Linked DNA regions of Homo sapiens: all the other regions are linked to region 3. Evidence: chromatin contacts called from ENCODE Hi-C or POLR2A ChIA-PET data. All regions are on one chromosome and are shown on one strand. Each heading gives the region's core, a stretch centred on a gene start or an enhancer-like site at or near the end of the contact. The rest is flanking DNA. Distances are from core to core; before and after follow the strand shown.

Region 1 (2,750 bases), core at 12-2,511, 570 kb before region 3:
CTTCCCGAAGGTCACACAGCAAGTTAGCGGCAAGGCGGACCAAAGCCCAGGTCATCAGAGTGCCTGACAAGCATTCTGTGCACTACACCTTGGTGCATCTTGGCCCCTTTTCCTTCTCTTCCCTGGTTACTGTTCACACACCACCTGCTGGGACTCTGCTTCCAGTGCCTACCTCTTCAGTCCTCCAGCACCTACCTCTTCAGTCTTCCAGCATCCACTGAAGGTAGGAGGGGAACAACCATGTAGAAAGAGTCGAGTCTGCGGCTGGGTGTGGTGGCTCATGCCTGTAATCCCAACACTTTGGGAGGTGGAGACAGGTGGATCACATGAGGTCAGGAGTTCAAGACCAGCCTGGCCAACATGGTGAAACCCCGTCTCTACTGAACATACAAAATTAGCCAGGTGTGATGGTGGGCGCCTGTAATCCCAGCACTTTGGGAGGCGGAGGCAGGTGGATCACATGAGGTCAGGAGTTGAAGACCAGCCTGACCAACATGGTGAAACCCTGTCTCTCCTGAAAATACAAAATCAGCCAGACGTGGTGGTGGGCGCCTGTAATTCCAGCTACTTGAGAAGCTGAGGCAAGAGAATCGCTTGAATCTGGGTGGCAGAGGTTGCAGTGAGCCGAGATCACGCCACTGCACGCCAGCTTAGGTGACAAGAACGAAACTGTCTCAAAATAAAAAGAGTTGAGTCTGTAAGATTTTCACTGGGTCGTGTACCCTGCCAGTTCTAAAACCTTCATCTCCCCTTTTCCACACTGCAGCTCCCATCCCCCAGCAAAGCTAGACCCAAAACCCCTCCTTCCCTTCTTCAGACCCCAAAACAGTTCCTGCTCCTCTGTGAACACTTTTAAGAGCTATACACGCTCTTAAACCAGACAGGCCTGGGCTAGAGGCTGGGCAGTCAGGGAAGGCTTCCTGCGGGAGGTAGAACTGACAGGTCCTTGATGTGGAGTCTATACCAGCTGGAAGGTAGGAAGGAGGTTTAAGGGGGAGGAAGCAAAGGAACAATATCAGGGAGGGGCCCAGCTAGGATTCACCAGCTAAACAGGCCCATTTGGCAAGCCCAAAACTCAGGTCCTGCAGCCACCCCAGCCTGCGGAGTACTGCCCTGAGTCTGTGTTTCTGGCTGGAGGAACATCTGCGGTGGAACCAGCTCCTCTGCTTTGGTGAAGCAGAAACCCAAGTCCCTCTCACACCCGCGGGAGGAGACAGAGGAAGCCGGTTCCAGGCGGTGCAGGAGCAAGTCACAGGGTTTATGTTAATGCGGGCCCTCCCCGCGCCGGCGGCTTAGCCTATGAGCCGGGGCCCTGGCAGACAGCTTAATTACCGCTGCAGCGCGCCTCAGCTTGTGTTCCTTGGCTCCCTAAAATAATAAGGATGGCGTCACCGACTTCCCCGGGCCATGTGCTCCCCGCCTGCCTTCAGAGCTCTATTGTAGGAAACAAACAACAAAAAAAATCAGAGACGTGGATGCTTTTTTCTTGGGGAGATTTTTTGTTTGTTTTAAAGTAATAGGGGACTCTGCCCCTAGTTAAGGTTTTAAAAGATCTTCTAGAGGTGTGGAGATCTGGGTCTACTACTGTTGAGGCTGCAGAATAGCCTCCTGTTAGCAGAAACTTGAAAGCTACACGAGTGATCTGTTAATTCCATGGTCTTCCACTGGGGATGTGAGTTCTGATGCCTGGTGGTGGTGTGTGCTGCAGGGAAACGAATCGCCCAGCTCACAGTGACTCTGGCCCCAACTTTGGACCTTGCTTCTTCCTCTGAAAAAAGAGAACTGACCTACACCAGAGTTTTGCAGACTGTAGGTCACGTTACACATATTTTGTTCTAAGTAACATAAGAAAGTAATTGCAAGTGTTAAGTTTTGTTTTCAGTTGTGTATGCCTATACACACACAAAAACGTGTGTACTGAGCCACGGTGTAAAATGTAGAAAGCCACTGGCCTAGGAGATCCCTAAGGCCCTTCTAGCTTTCAAAATGTCTAACTTTTCTGTCAGAGCTTTCACTTTTCCCCAACATGGAACCTGACTGATTTCTGCAGGTTTTGCCACACTGGCTGTTCAGCAAAACCATCGATTTTATGGTTAAAACAACAAAATCACAAGCATCTATCACCCCAGTCTAAAACCTTGGTGTCTCAGACAGTTTGGCCTTCTAGCTGAAATGGGATCTGCAACAGGGGATGGCCCATTTAAAAGCTGACCTATTTAAAACCCACGAGCACCAAAAAACACAGGGTCAATTTGATATGAGTCTTCTCTTGTGTGCAAAGACTGGAACCTGAAAACCAAATTAGTCAGGGACTGACAAGGTTGAAACCAAAGCTACAAATATGTATTGAATTCTTGCTCCGTGAAGGAAAAGAAAATCAAGGGTGGTCAGGGTTAGTGTGAAAAACAAAACAAGGTGTGGATGTAAAAATCCAAAGGGGTCGGTTTTAAGCACACCATTCCTGGTTCCCCAACAGGTTAAGAGGCCTCGTATTTACTATAAGGAAGCCGTACAGACAGCTTAGTTGACTCAAATCTGCTAACCTGCCCTTCGTTTCCATTCTTGTGCCTTGACTGTACGCAACAGTAAAGATAGCCATGGAAAAAGGGGAAGGCAAGTGGCTTTTTCCAAGCTGGGGATGCTCCAAGTACATTCTTATTTAATCCAACCCTAGGTGATGGACATTATAGTCACTAAAGGAAACGGAAGCTCAGAAAGGTAAGCTGGGCTAAAAAGAAGAAAAATTGAAC
Region 2 (2,700 bases), core at 144-2,643, 930 kb before region 3:
GCTTCCCTGCACTATCCGACTCTGCCTAACATTCACTCAGGCAAGACTTCAGAACAGATCTAATCATGCAGGATGAGCAAAGCAGACCACCACCTAGGAAAGCAAGCCAAAATCAGTCTTCCCCACCCTCAACAGATTCCAGTTGCTCAGGAGCTGTATCCACGCTCAACCTGCGGACACCGGCCTCCTAAAGAACCTGCAGACCAAACGCCCACCTAAGGTGCTGCCACTCTAGCTCCCGGAGCTCCAGCGAGACCAGCGCGCCCCCACAGGGATCCCGGGGCAGAGAAAAGAAAACTGCAGAACAAACGCACTGCTTCTTCAACTAGGCAACAACACCGATCAATCCTCCAACTAAGCATTGAGTAAATCTCATCCAGAGAGAAGGAGACCTGAACAAAAACGTTTCAGGATGCTGCCCAGCCTGCGCGGTAGCACCAAAGCCCTCTCCCGCCCTCAGCGGACCCAGCGCCTGCGGAGCCGCGCCCACCCCGAGAGACTGCCCGGGGGCCAGCTAACTCGCCCCGTCGCCCCCAAAAGACTGGAGACCATGCCAAGTTACCGCCCCGCTCCGGGCAAAGCAGAAACCCCGGCCAGACGCTGGTCGCCGCTACACACCCTCAGCCCCCAACAACCCCCCAAGGCGGCCCCGGCCCCAGCGGAACGGATACATCGCTCTCTCACCCGGAGACACCGATGAACAGACCCCTCTCCCCAGAACCCGGACACACTGCTTCTTCATCCCAGCAATGCGAAACGGACGCCCACGCCCGCTCAAAGAACCCCCAAGACCCCGATGATCTGCCTCCAGAGACAAGGTTTACACCGGTGTAAACCTTGCTAAACTGCATTCTCTGCCCCAAAGAGCTCGGGACCCGGGTAAAAAGACCCCTTGTCCCGGAACCCCGCTACACCACCTCCAAGAAGCTCAAGACCCTGATAAATCTCCCTCGACGTCAAAGACCTAGGACCCCGTGTGCCGCCACCCACCCCTACCCCAAGCCGGAAGAGCCCCCAGGATCCCTAATACATTGCCCCCTCACCTCGGGAGCTCCGGCACCCGCTACACCGCCCTTGGGCGCCCGCGCCCGGATCCCACTGCACCGCCTCCTCGCCCCCCGGACTCCCAAACCCCGCCAAGCCTCGCGCCCACCAGGCAGCGCCGCGCAGCCCCCAGAGCCGCCCCCGTCAGGAGCCCGCCTGCTCCGGCTGCTCCGTGTCCCCGCTCCCCGACCGCTCCTCAGCGGAGACGCGCTCCGGGCTTTCTAACCTGAGCAGCGTCGGAGGGCGAGCAGACACGGGAGCCCTGAGGAAGAGAAGGAGACAGCAGAGAAGGGGTGGCTCAGGCCTGCGGTGCCGCAGCTCCAGCCTCTCGGCAAGGAAGCGCTTGTGTGAGGAGAGCCCTCCCGCTCCGCGCGCAGCCGGGAGACCGAGCCACCGCCGTGCCCGCAGCTCTTCCCGCGAGATCCCAGCCACGGCAAGGGGCGGGGCCACGGCGGGGGGCGGTAGCGGCAGCTCCTCGAGTGACAGTCCTGGCAGCCTGTCGGCTGCAGGACGGGCGGCAGGACTCGGAGTCTACTACGACCAATTGTAAAAAAGGAAAGGTGATTCTCCCCGCCCCTTCTCCGCCCCTCTTCTTCTCCGCTCCTCCTTAATAAACTGTGAGCAAAGGTAGTAGTGACCAGAAGTAGTAGGAGGCAGTGGACTTTCGCGGTAAGGTAGCTCGAATGACGTGACGTGCTTGGCTTGTGTGTGGTCCTGCTAGGCCGCCGTAGATACACCTGGTTTGGGGAAGAGGCTGGTCTTCACACCGGTGTAAACCGAGGTGCGGTTACCCTTGGTTACAGCGCTGCCCGAAGTGCGCTGGGGATTCCCATCTTCCAGGTTGAAGGCCCACCCACTCCGGTTACCCGCGTCTAAACCTCCATTTAATTCCTTTCCCCGATTTGGGCCTCTCCTCCCTCTCCACCTCAAACAGGGCACCATTGTTAAGATGCCCATGTTTTCCAAACCCCAACCCAGGACATCTGGTCTGACAAAGAACTCGTCTGATGACTGTATTTATTTCTACATACAGCCTTCCAGAAGAATGAAAAGCAAATCTCGAGTTACCAACATAACAAATTCCAAAATTAATGAAAAGTCGTACCTTTATAGACCCCAGTGCCCAGTAGTATTTGGCACACCCAGGGCACTGAATAATGTGAAAGGAATGAATTAAGACTGTTAAATATATGCAAATCTCGAGTTACCAACATAACAAATTCCAACATTACATGAAAAGTCGTACCTTTGTAGACCCCAGTGCCCAGTAGTATTTGGCACACCCAGGGCACTGAATAAGGTGAAAGGAATGAATTAAGACTGTTATACTTAAATATATTAAATCTGGACCTGGCCCCAGAAAATTCGGCTTTCCTAGCCTTTCCTCTATAATGTGAGCCAGTGGCTTCACCCTTAAATCCAGGCTCTTCATTATTATGCCTATCCTGTACCTTCATTCATCTTACCCTCTTCACTCCCTCACCCACAGCAAGAAGTGCCCTTTCTCCTCAAGGTTAAATCTTGCACCTGTGCCCTGGATCCCAGCCATTCCCAGATTTTATTCAGCTATTCTTTCTTTCCCCATTATTAATTTCTTCCTCTAACCTAAATCTTTCTCCCACAAACATAGTCTCGCCCATCCTTTGAACAGAACAA
Region 3 (2,700 bases), core at 135-2,634:
CAAGAAGAAAGACAGGAAAGAAAATAGAATGGAAATAGGCATAGCTCAGACCCCTCATGGTCTGGGAAGCAGACCAAGGATACTGGGCAGGGGAATGGCACATTGCATTTGCATCTGAGGCACATCCCTTCCAAGAGGCACATCCCTTCTGCAGCGGCTTGAGGGCTGGGTGAGAGGAGACAGGACTGGAGACCTGCACATGTCGTGTGCGCCTGGTGTAGCACGGGGGTGGTGGGGAGAATGGGAGTTGGTTGCAGTTGTTCTAGTTAGCGGCCTGGGCTGCTGACAGTGACCGTGGGGAGGAGAGAGTTTGTGACATTGACAGTGGTGTGGAAGGTAACCTTTCTGTGGAGGGAAACCTCAGGTCTCGAGACGGGCTATTGTAAATAACTTAGTCCACCAGTGCTGGGCTCTCTGCTAAGAGTTTCATATAGTCATCACAACTCCAATGTAGTAGATGCAATAGGCATCTTCTTGTTACAGATGAGTAAACTGAAGCTGTGAGGGGTTGAGCCATTTGCCCGCATCACAGCTAGTTCAAAGTGGTACCACTAATGAAGTCCTGGCAATCTGCCCTGCAGGCTGTTCTCAGGTTTGACCTTTGGTTCTGTTTTTCACTTGAGGATGCTGTCCCCTTAGGTTCTGTCTGTCTTGTATGCTCCGGTGACTCACGAGCCTGTCCACTGGGTTCCCAGGTCTCGCCTCAGCTTCAGACCACCGGTCCAACAGCCTTCCTGACCCACCTCAAGCTTAATGCGTTCAAAGATGAATCTTTATTTACACGAAATCTGCTCTAGCCCACTTCCCGGGGGGTGCCTCCACTATCCACCCAGGGGCAGAATCCGGCCACTGCCTGAACTCTTCTCCCCTCACCCCCCACATCCAGAGTCCCAGTCACCATACCTCTCACACGACTCTAGATGTCACCAACTCGCTCCTTCCCACTGTCACCGCCAGCCCCTCACTAGAACATCTGCAACCCACGTGCTGCACCACGCGGGTGCTACACGTGCAGGTCTCCAGTCCTGCCTCCTCTCCTCCACCCGTAAGAACAAGGGAAATCCCACAGAACCCTCTGCCCCGGGGAGCATTTAAATCAGCTTAGTCTATCTCCAGGTCGCTACCCCGCCCCAGCCCAACACCCAGGCCTCAGTCACCCTAGACAGAGATTCCCGTACCCAGGCAGGCAAGGGACCCTAACACATCCCAGCCCGCTGGTGGTCACGCGCGCAGCCCGGACAGGCCAGCAGCCCCCGCCCCGCGAGGACGCCACACTCGCAGCGCCCGGCCCTCCCCTAGCGGAGCCCGCCCCGTCTCCCTCCGCCCCGCCTCCCTCCGCTCCGCTCCGCTCCGCTCCGCCCCGCCCCGGGTCCGCAGCCCCGCCTGTTCCTCCCGAGGGCCGCGCGCTCTCGCCGGCCCGCCCCGAACCGCCCCGCGCTGGGAATTTGCGGCGGCCTCCGCCGGGGCAGCCGAGCTGAACCGGTCTCTTCCTCGGAAAGGCAGGGCCGAGGGGCCTGCGGGGCAGCCATGGAGGCGACGCGGAGGCGGCAGCACCTGGGAGCGACGGGCGGCCCAGGCGCGCAGCTGGGCGCCTCCTTCCTGCAGGCCAGGTGGGCGCGCGCCGGGGTGAGAGGGCGGGCTAGGCGCCTGTGCGCTGGGGCCTCGGGACCCGCCACGTGACGCTCCTAGGGCTGCCGGGCGGGAACCTCGTGTGCGGCGCTGGCCGGGGCGGAGCGGAGCGCGGGGGGCTTGGAGGCGCGCTACCGTGGCGGCGGTGCCCCCGCGTTTCCTTCTCTGTCTGGGGAGCCTGGGGCCCAGCGGGGCTCGGCCTCCCCGCTTCGCCGTTGCTCGGGTGGGAGGAGCGCCCGCCCGAAGTTTGGGGTTTTCCTCCCTTCCCGCGTTCCAGCGACCCGGGCTGGCGCCGGGACAGCCGCTGCGCTGGGAGAGCTCCCCAGGGCGGTGGGTACACACACCTCGTCACTCGGACCCCCAACTTATCCGCAAGTTCCGGGCGCCACCTCCGCGTTCTCGGGGTCCCTCCAGCCCTGAGTAGGACTTGATTCTGTCATTTATCAGGAGGCTGTCTGCTTGACCTGGGGCACCCAAGAATGTGCGAATGTAATGGAAGAGACAGCGGGGAAGGGCGGAAGCTGCCGTCCAGAGAATGAATGAGGAGCCCTTCTCAGTTTTTGGTTTATCTCGTTGGGCGAGCAGAGCTCCATTCTACCTTCGTCCCGTTTTACTGACCAGAAACATTCACTGCATTCAGCAGGCATTCTTTAAGCGCCTGTGGTATGCCCAGCGCTGTGCCAGGCAGTAAGGGGGTAGGCAGGGTGAAGGTGGGAGAGGCTTACGGTCCTGTAGGGATCAGGAGAGACAGAGCCCAAGTGGGAGTGAGCGGTCATCTTGGAGGGCTTCATGGAGGAAGTGGCACTTGAGCTGAGTCTCAGAGGACTTGGTAGGGGACCCAGGGAAGACAGGCTGTTCCATCCAGGGAAACAGTGGGGAAGGGCAAGGAGTTTAGTGGTGCTGGAGCTTTCCGGCTGTAAAAGAAAGTGACAGGAGGATGCAGACTGATTGTGAAGGGCCTTTAATTGCAGCAAGTCTAGGACTCGAGTTGAGGACCTAGATTGCAAAACTTAGGGGTAGGCGCACTGCCGTGACCGTGAGTGCCGCCTCAAATGTTGGGCCTTGGAGGCC

What was found. A loop is a pair of places that touch in the nucleus more often than their neighbours do. ChIA-PET counts read pairs that join two places held with the same protein, here RNA polymerase II (POLR2A). Pooled maps may share reads with other maps.
Region 1: a map with no recorded cell type shows a loop between it and region 3 (5-fold over the local background). The contact joins the enhancer-like site here to the promoter of CLN6 in region 3. A Hi-C loop is called at or near these places in 2 of 37 single-sample maps with no recorded cell type and 3 of 50 pooled maps. POLR2A ChIA-PET finds 5 or more read pairs at or near these places in 1 of 52 experiments (WTC11).
Region 2: a loop to region 3 is called in a map of naive thymus-derived CD4-positive, alpha-beta T cell, with 10 times the contacts of the local background. The contact joins the promoter of GLCE here to the promoter of CLN6 in region 3. A Hi-C loop is called at or near these places in 1 of 168 maps with a recorded cell type or tissue (naive thymus-derived CD4-positive, alpha-beta T cell) and 6 of 50 pooled maps. POLR2A ChIA-PET finds 5 or more read pairs at or near these places in 1 of 52 experiments (activated T-cell).

The regions. Positions count from the first base shown.
Region 1 is chr15:68,794,027-68,796,776 of GRCh38, reverse strand. All of the region lies in intron 1 of ANP32A (acidic nuclear phosphoprotein 32 family member A), which reads left to right. Among named protein-coding and RNA genes, the nearest start is that of MIR4312, 6.5 kb to the left of the region's middle. RefSeq lists enhancers at 985-1,557, 1,383-1,632, 1,983-2,192. Within about 2 kb of position 1,261, at least 30 of the 41 ENCODE cell types and tissues checked have a DNase peak (open chromatin) inside an H3K27ac peak, as active enhancers do.
Region 2 is chr15:69,159,328-69,162,027 of GRCh38, reverse strand. It overlaps GLCE (glucuronic acid epimerase), which reads right to left and starts at 1,393. Exons shown (of 5, transcript NM_015554.3): 1 at 1,271-1,393. It also overlaps the pseudogene LOC100421574. RefSeq lists silencers at 1,014-1,123, 1,324-1,533 and an enhancer at 1,231-1,731.
Region 3 is chr15:68,228,412-68,231,111 of GRCh38, reverse strand. It overlaps CLN6 (CLN6 transmembrane ER protein), which reads left to right and starts at 1,384. Exons shown (of 7, transcript NM_017882.3): 1 at 1,384-1,610. The coding sequence starts at 1,528. RefSeq lists enhancers at 640-689, 1,920-1,999, 2,030-2,099 and silencers at 1,341-1,520, 1,290-1,879.